Regions from separate parts of the Homo sapiens genome. Here region 1 is linked to region 2. A link is a contact called in ENCODE Hi-C data. All regions are on one chromosome and are shown on one strand. The core of a region is the stretch at or near the end of the contact, and the rest is flanking DNA. Distances in the headings are between cores, read along the strand shown. Region 1 has its middle 64 kb from the start of WAPL-DT. Region 2 overlaps GRID1 (glutamate ionotropic receptor delta type subunit 1).

The links. A loop is a pair of places that touch in the nucleus more often than their neighbours do. Pooled maps may share reads with other maps.
Region 1: a map with no recorded cell type shows a loop between it and region 2 (11-fold over the local background). The contact joins two enhancer-like sites. A Hi-C loop is called at or near these places in 3 of 37 single-sample maps with no recorded cell type and 3 of 50 pooled maps.

What each region holds. Positions count from the first base shown.
Region 1 is chr10:86,584,089-86,586,883 of GRCh38, forward strand. No RefSeq gene overlaps it. Among named protein-coding and RNA genes, the nearest start is that of WAPL-DT, 64 kb to the left of the region's middle. RefSeq lists enhancers at 642-1,143, 1,385-1,444. Within about 2 kb of position 1,268, at least 5 of the 41 ENCODE cell types and tissues checked have a DNase peak (open chromatin) inside an H3K27ac peak, as active enhancers do.
Region 2 is chr10:86,177,216-86,179,915 of GRCh38, forward strand. The region is part of intron 3 of GRID1 (glutamate ionotropic receptor delta type subunit 1); the gene reads right to left. Among named protein-coding and RNA genes, the nearest start is that of MIR346, 86 kb to the right of the region's middle. RefSeq lists enhancers at 1,321-1,822, 1,823-2,322. Within about 2 kb of position 1,367, at least 2 of the 41 ENCODE cell types and tissues checked have a DNase peak (open chromatin) inside an H3K27ac peak, as active enhancers do.

The DNA.
Region 1 (2,795 bases), core at 18-2,517, 410 kb after region 2:
GTAAATGACAAAAGGAGGTGCAGAGTATCTGCTTGAAATGCCACACCCAGCCCTGGCTTGCAGCCTCACCAGTGAGGACCTGGGAGGAGAAAAGAGGTGCACCCTACTGGTGATGGGTGTGCGAGCAACGGTCCGGCCAACCCTTTGCTCATCTCCTGGGCAAGCTTGAAGCCCCTAGTTGCAAACCTCAGTCAATCCATCTCCTTAGTTGGATTGACTTAGTTACAGGATGAAACTTCCTTGTTCTGGGAGATAGATAAGAGCTGTGTTCCAGAGAAGGAGTGCAGTTGGCCTGGGAGCAGAGGAGCAGCCCTGGGAGCAGAGGAGCAGCCCTGGGGCACGGGGAAGGGAGGAGAGGATCCTGTGTTCCTAGGAAGGATGTGTCTATTACAGGGTGATATATTGTGCTTTGTTTTGAGAAGAAGATTTTAGTTTTACGGTGCGGATGTGGGTTTCAACACCATAATGGGTTAACTTCTGCACAGAAAATTTGAAAACTAGAGGCTTTGCTCCATCTTCAAAAATTTAATGAAAATGTATCTACTAGGTATTAAATCACTTCCCTGCTGCAAAGCTCAGCCCATCAGATTTTACAGAAGCTGTGGAGGATGAATTGTGTTCCAAGGACAGAGATGTATTCTGGCTTTCCACTGGGCCCAGCCACAACCTGAAGCCGGCAGAGGAGAGTCCTTCTCTCCCAGGTGTCCCCCACACCTGCAGGACACAGGGTGTGCCTTCAGGTCAGTCAAAAGAGGTCCTTTAAACTTTTTCATTTCTCAATATATTTGTTTAGACAGAAGACCCTTTTTACAGATGTAGTCACTGAGCCCTGAGGGCTGCCGTACCCAGGCCAAGGTCATGTGGACTTGAGGCCAGAAGGCACAGCAAGAGGACAGGAGGCCAGTTGTCTTTCTTTGGCACTGGAAGACTTCCCAGTGTTCTGGTTGTCCTAACACCAGTGTCTCTCCTCCATGTCCCTTAGCTAAGTGCTTTAATGGAGACAGAGCAACCCAGGATAGCCACACCAAAGGCCCTGGCCTCAGAGGCTCAGCCTGCTGCTGGCTGGGGAAGGTGGCTGACAGAGGCTTCCAGCCCCCAGCTCCCTACAGGTCGCTGTCCTATGGACTGGGCCAAACCTCCCTGGGCACACCCCACCCCTACCTCCCACCCAAACCAAGTGCGCAGTGCCCTGAGAGCCTGCACTGTGAGAGACAGCCTGAACTAGAATGGCCTGCTGAGCACTCTAACATCAAGACTCAATTGCTGCCTCCTCCCCGGGCCCCTCAGCGGGAACCGGTTGTTCTTGTGCTTCTATTGGAGCAACTAATTACATCTATTATTGGAACAATTAATTTGTTGTCCATGTGACTGTTCCACTGTGGGCTCCTGGAAGGCAGGACCTATTTCATGTACCTCTTTGTAACCCTAGATGGAAAGCAACTTGCCCAGCACAGGAGGGCCCAAGTGACGCTTTTCCCGTGCCACCCCTTCTCTGGGCAGTTTCCTTTAGGCGTGGTCCCCCTCCTGAGGCACCACAGTGCCACCCAGTGGCAGAATTGCAGTACTGAGCTCTCCGGGGAGGGCTCTTCTGCCCCACACCCTGCTGGGGGCTACTTACAGCAGGGGTTGAAGGCGAGTAAGGGGTCACCGTCCTGGCAGGGCCCTCCTGCATGCCACAACTAAGGTCCAAATGGGGTTGAAATGGCAGAGAAACACAGCCAGTGCCTTTGTGGGCTCCATGTATTGCGGTATCTGCTTGAGGCTCATGCGGTTTCTCTCCCTGTCCTTTTTTTTTGTAGAGACAGAGGTATCCCTATGTTGCCCAGGCTGGTCTTGAACTCCTGGGCTCAAGCAATCCTCTCACCTCGGACTCCCAAAGTTCTGGGATTACAGGCATGAGCCACCCCGCCCAGTCCTAGTTTGTATTATTATTCCTTAGAGAACAACACTGCTGGAGGCAAGGGGCATGTCTGATCCATTTTATCCTCACAGGCTGGTCTGTGGCAAAAACTTAAAAGTACTGCATCTATGCAATGCATAGGAACAGCCAGCCTTTGATTGGGTCTTAGCAGAGGGAGTCAGGGTGAAGCACATAGGGTCTGGCATGAGAAGACCTCCATCCCAGTCCTGCCTGACACTTTCTCACTGTGTGGCCGTGGGCATGTCCCACCCTTTTCTGGGCCTCAGTTTCCCCATTAGTAAGTCAAAGGAGTTGCACTAGACTGTTACAAGGCTGCTCTGATCCTCCTGGGACCTCAGGACTCCTGATCTCAGAGGATGGCCTAGTTTTTCTTCTCTGAACCATTCCTACCCTCAAGCCTTTTCCTCGGATTGGCAAGACTTAGTTACAGGATGAAACTTCCTTGTTCTGGGAGATAGATAAGAGCTGTGTTCCAGAGAAGGAGTGCAGTTGGCCTGGGAGCAGAGGAGCAGCCCTGGGGCATGGGGAAGGGAGGAGAGGATCCTGTGTTCCTAGGAAGGATGTGTCTATTACAGGGTGATGCCAGGGAGCAGAGATGCCTCAGGCCTGGATTCAGATGGAGAACAGAAAGGGGGCCCCAGCTGTGCCAAAAGGGGATAGGGCCACCACTACACACTAGAGGAGATGGACAGTGGGCGGGGAGAGTGGCAGGGACACAAAGTGAGCTTTCAGCATTTGCATCCTGTGTCCAGCCAACAAATGTGTGGCATTGCTCCCAATAGCGAGGGAAGTGACTTCAAAGATGAGTAAATGGAGTGATTCTTCACCTGGGGAGGAGGGCGGCCCAGCTCTCCGGGAGGAATGCCAGAATATC
Region 2 (2,700 bases), core at 117-2,616:
TACTTGCCTTTAACACTCAGCGAAAAGGGTTATTTAGACCAATTACAGTGCATTGTCTTTTCCCTACTCCCTCCAATTACGGCTGCTTCTGAGCCACCCCGTGGGAAAACCCTGCTCAACATTCAACTTACTTCTCTGGAGGCTTCAGGCAGGAGAGAGAGAGAGAGAGACAGAGAGAGATCCCAGTGTGTGCATATGTGCATGAGAGACAGAGACTGTGTATGGGGGGGTGGGTGCATGCATTACAGAGAGAGAGACAGAAGCTTTAGCGTGTGCATGCATGTGTGCATGAGAGAGACAGAGATTTTGGTGTGTGTGTGCATGCATGAGAAAAACAGACAGATTCCAGTATGTGTGTATGTGCATGAGACAGAGACAGTGTGTGTGTGCACATGCATGACACAGAGAAAGAGACTTTAGCATGTGTATGCATGTGTGTGTGAGAGACAGAGATCCATTTGGTGTGTATGAGAGAAAGAGACAGAGGCAGAGAGAGATTCCAGTGTGTGTATATGTGCATGAGCGAGACAGTGTGTGCGTGCGTGTGTGTGCCTGTGTGTGCATGCATTACAGAGAAACAGAAATAGAGACTTTAGCGTATGCACGCGTGTGTGCACGAGACAGACAGAGACTTCAGTGTATGTGTGTGTGTGTGCATGAAAGAGACAGAAACAAAGGCTCCAGTATGTGTGTAAAAGAGACGGAGAGACAGTGAGACAAAGAGATCCCAGTCCACCACCGTGAAGAACATACTATGCTCCCCTCCGTGGGGACAAAGCCGAGACACAGCCTTGAGGGGCACCAGGGGTGAGGTGTGAGTTTTCAAGTGAGGAGGACTCTGGCTTCCTGTAAACCTCTGTGCTGAGATTTCACTTCAGAAATCAGCTCCACTCCACAAAAACCAAATCTCCAAAGTCAGTTCCCCAAGTGACAAAATCTTCGAGTGAGCAGTTCTCCTAGTGGCCAACTCACCAGAAACCAGGTCACAAAATCACTTGTCTCCCAAATGACCTCTGGCTGATTTTCCAGATGACCAAATTATTGAGCATTTTTTTTCTTACGTTTTATATCCATCGTGCCCTTCTTTTGGACACAGCCCCAAACCTTCCCCTGCCTGCCTATTTGCACACAAAAGCGGGAGCAGTGGAGGGAGGACAGGGGGAGAAGAAGCAAGGCTGGGTGACAGCAAGTCACTCAGTTAACAGGCTCTCCAGAGGCAACCTGGCCTGATTTTTGGCAAACGGTGCTGGGTTATTAGTGAGGACATTCAGGCCCAGGTTCAAGCTCATAGGCCATTTCATGAGGGTGTTAGGCCCAGGAAGGGCCTCTGCCACAGGGGACAGGCACAAGAGAGCCCATGCGCCACCTCCAGATGACCAGCAGGCGGCTCGTGCATCCACCCCGGGGCGTTCTACACACAGAGAACTACGGTCTCCTTAAACTAAGCGACTCCTCATTTCCATGCATCAGACCCTGGGAGCCACCTCCAGGCCTCCTGGCCCTTTCTGCCTTTGAGAGGCTCTGATTTCACTCCCCTCCCTGAACCCATGGTTTCTCCCCGGCCTCCCTGCTTGATTCGGAGTGAGACCATTTAGCCCAGAGACCCTCAAAGCCAGTGCCATGTCCAGGGAAGCCTTAGAGTGTTTCCTGATGGGGAGAATTTTCTCTGTCGCTTTGAGCCAAGAGCCTTGACCTTGGGCAGGCATTGCAGAGGCTGGAGGGTCTGGTTTACCCTCAGGCCTTGCCCCAGCTGCACACTCCTGGGGCTAATAGGAGAGCTGGGACTGGAGCCATCCCAGGTCCCAGCCTAGCCTGAGCCAAGGATGGGATGGAATGCCTGGGGCTTAGGTCATCAGACCAAAGGTGTTTCCAGGCTCCAGACCCAATCCCCACCCAGAAGGGAGAAATCCCCCCAAGACAGTACACAGGCTAAGTTCCCGGGCCTCCACTGGGGCCCACAGCACACACATTCCCAAAGCAAGCCCAGCTACCTTCCTCTTCCTGCCACCAGCTCACAAAGCCAGACTGGCCAGGCTTGTCTCACAGCAGCCCCCACCCATGCCCCAGCCCCGGACTGCAGCCCTCCTCCCTCTTCCCCTCCCTCCATCTTTCTCCTTGCTCTCCTGGGATCAGCCAGACATTTACTCATTCAAATTTCTCTGAGGCTCTCCCCGATGGCGTGCCAGGCAGCTTCACTGAGGTGACCTCCTCTGGTCCTCCACGACCCCAGCAGGGAGTCACTTCCATCCCAGCTTTCAAGGACGGAAACTATGGCTCAGACAGTTCTACTTACTTGTCCAAGGTCACACAATTTGCAAGTGGAAAGCCACAGAGAACTGCATTTCATTTTCTCTGACAGTTTGTGGGGCCTCAAGTCCCCTTCTGCTCCCTGGGTCCCCAGTCACTGCTCCAACTGGCCACGGGACAGTGTCCTACCCTCTATGGGAACATCTGTACGAACCTCAGGGCCACAGCCAATCAATCACAATGACTCTCCTAGCCCAAACCAGTGCATCATGTCTAAATACACATAAACGTCGGCTAGGATTTCAGCTACTTCAATCCAGGGAGGTCTAACAATGAAACACCACCACAACATGATCCTCCCCAGGGCATCCTCCAGAGGGTCATGAGGAAGCCCATCTTCCCCCGTAAAGTGGAGAGAAGAGGAGGCCCACATTTATTACACACACACCTCAG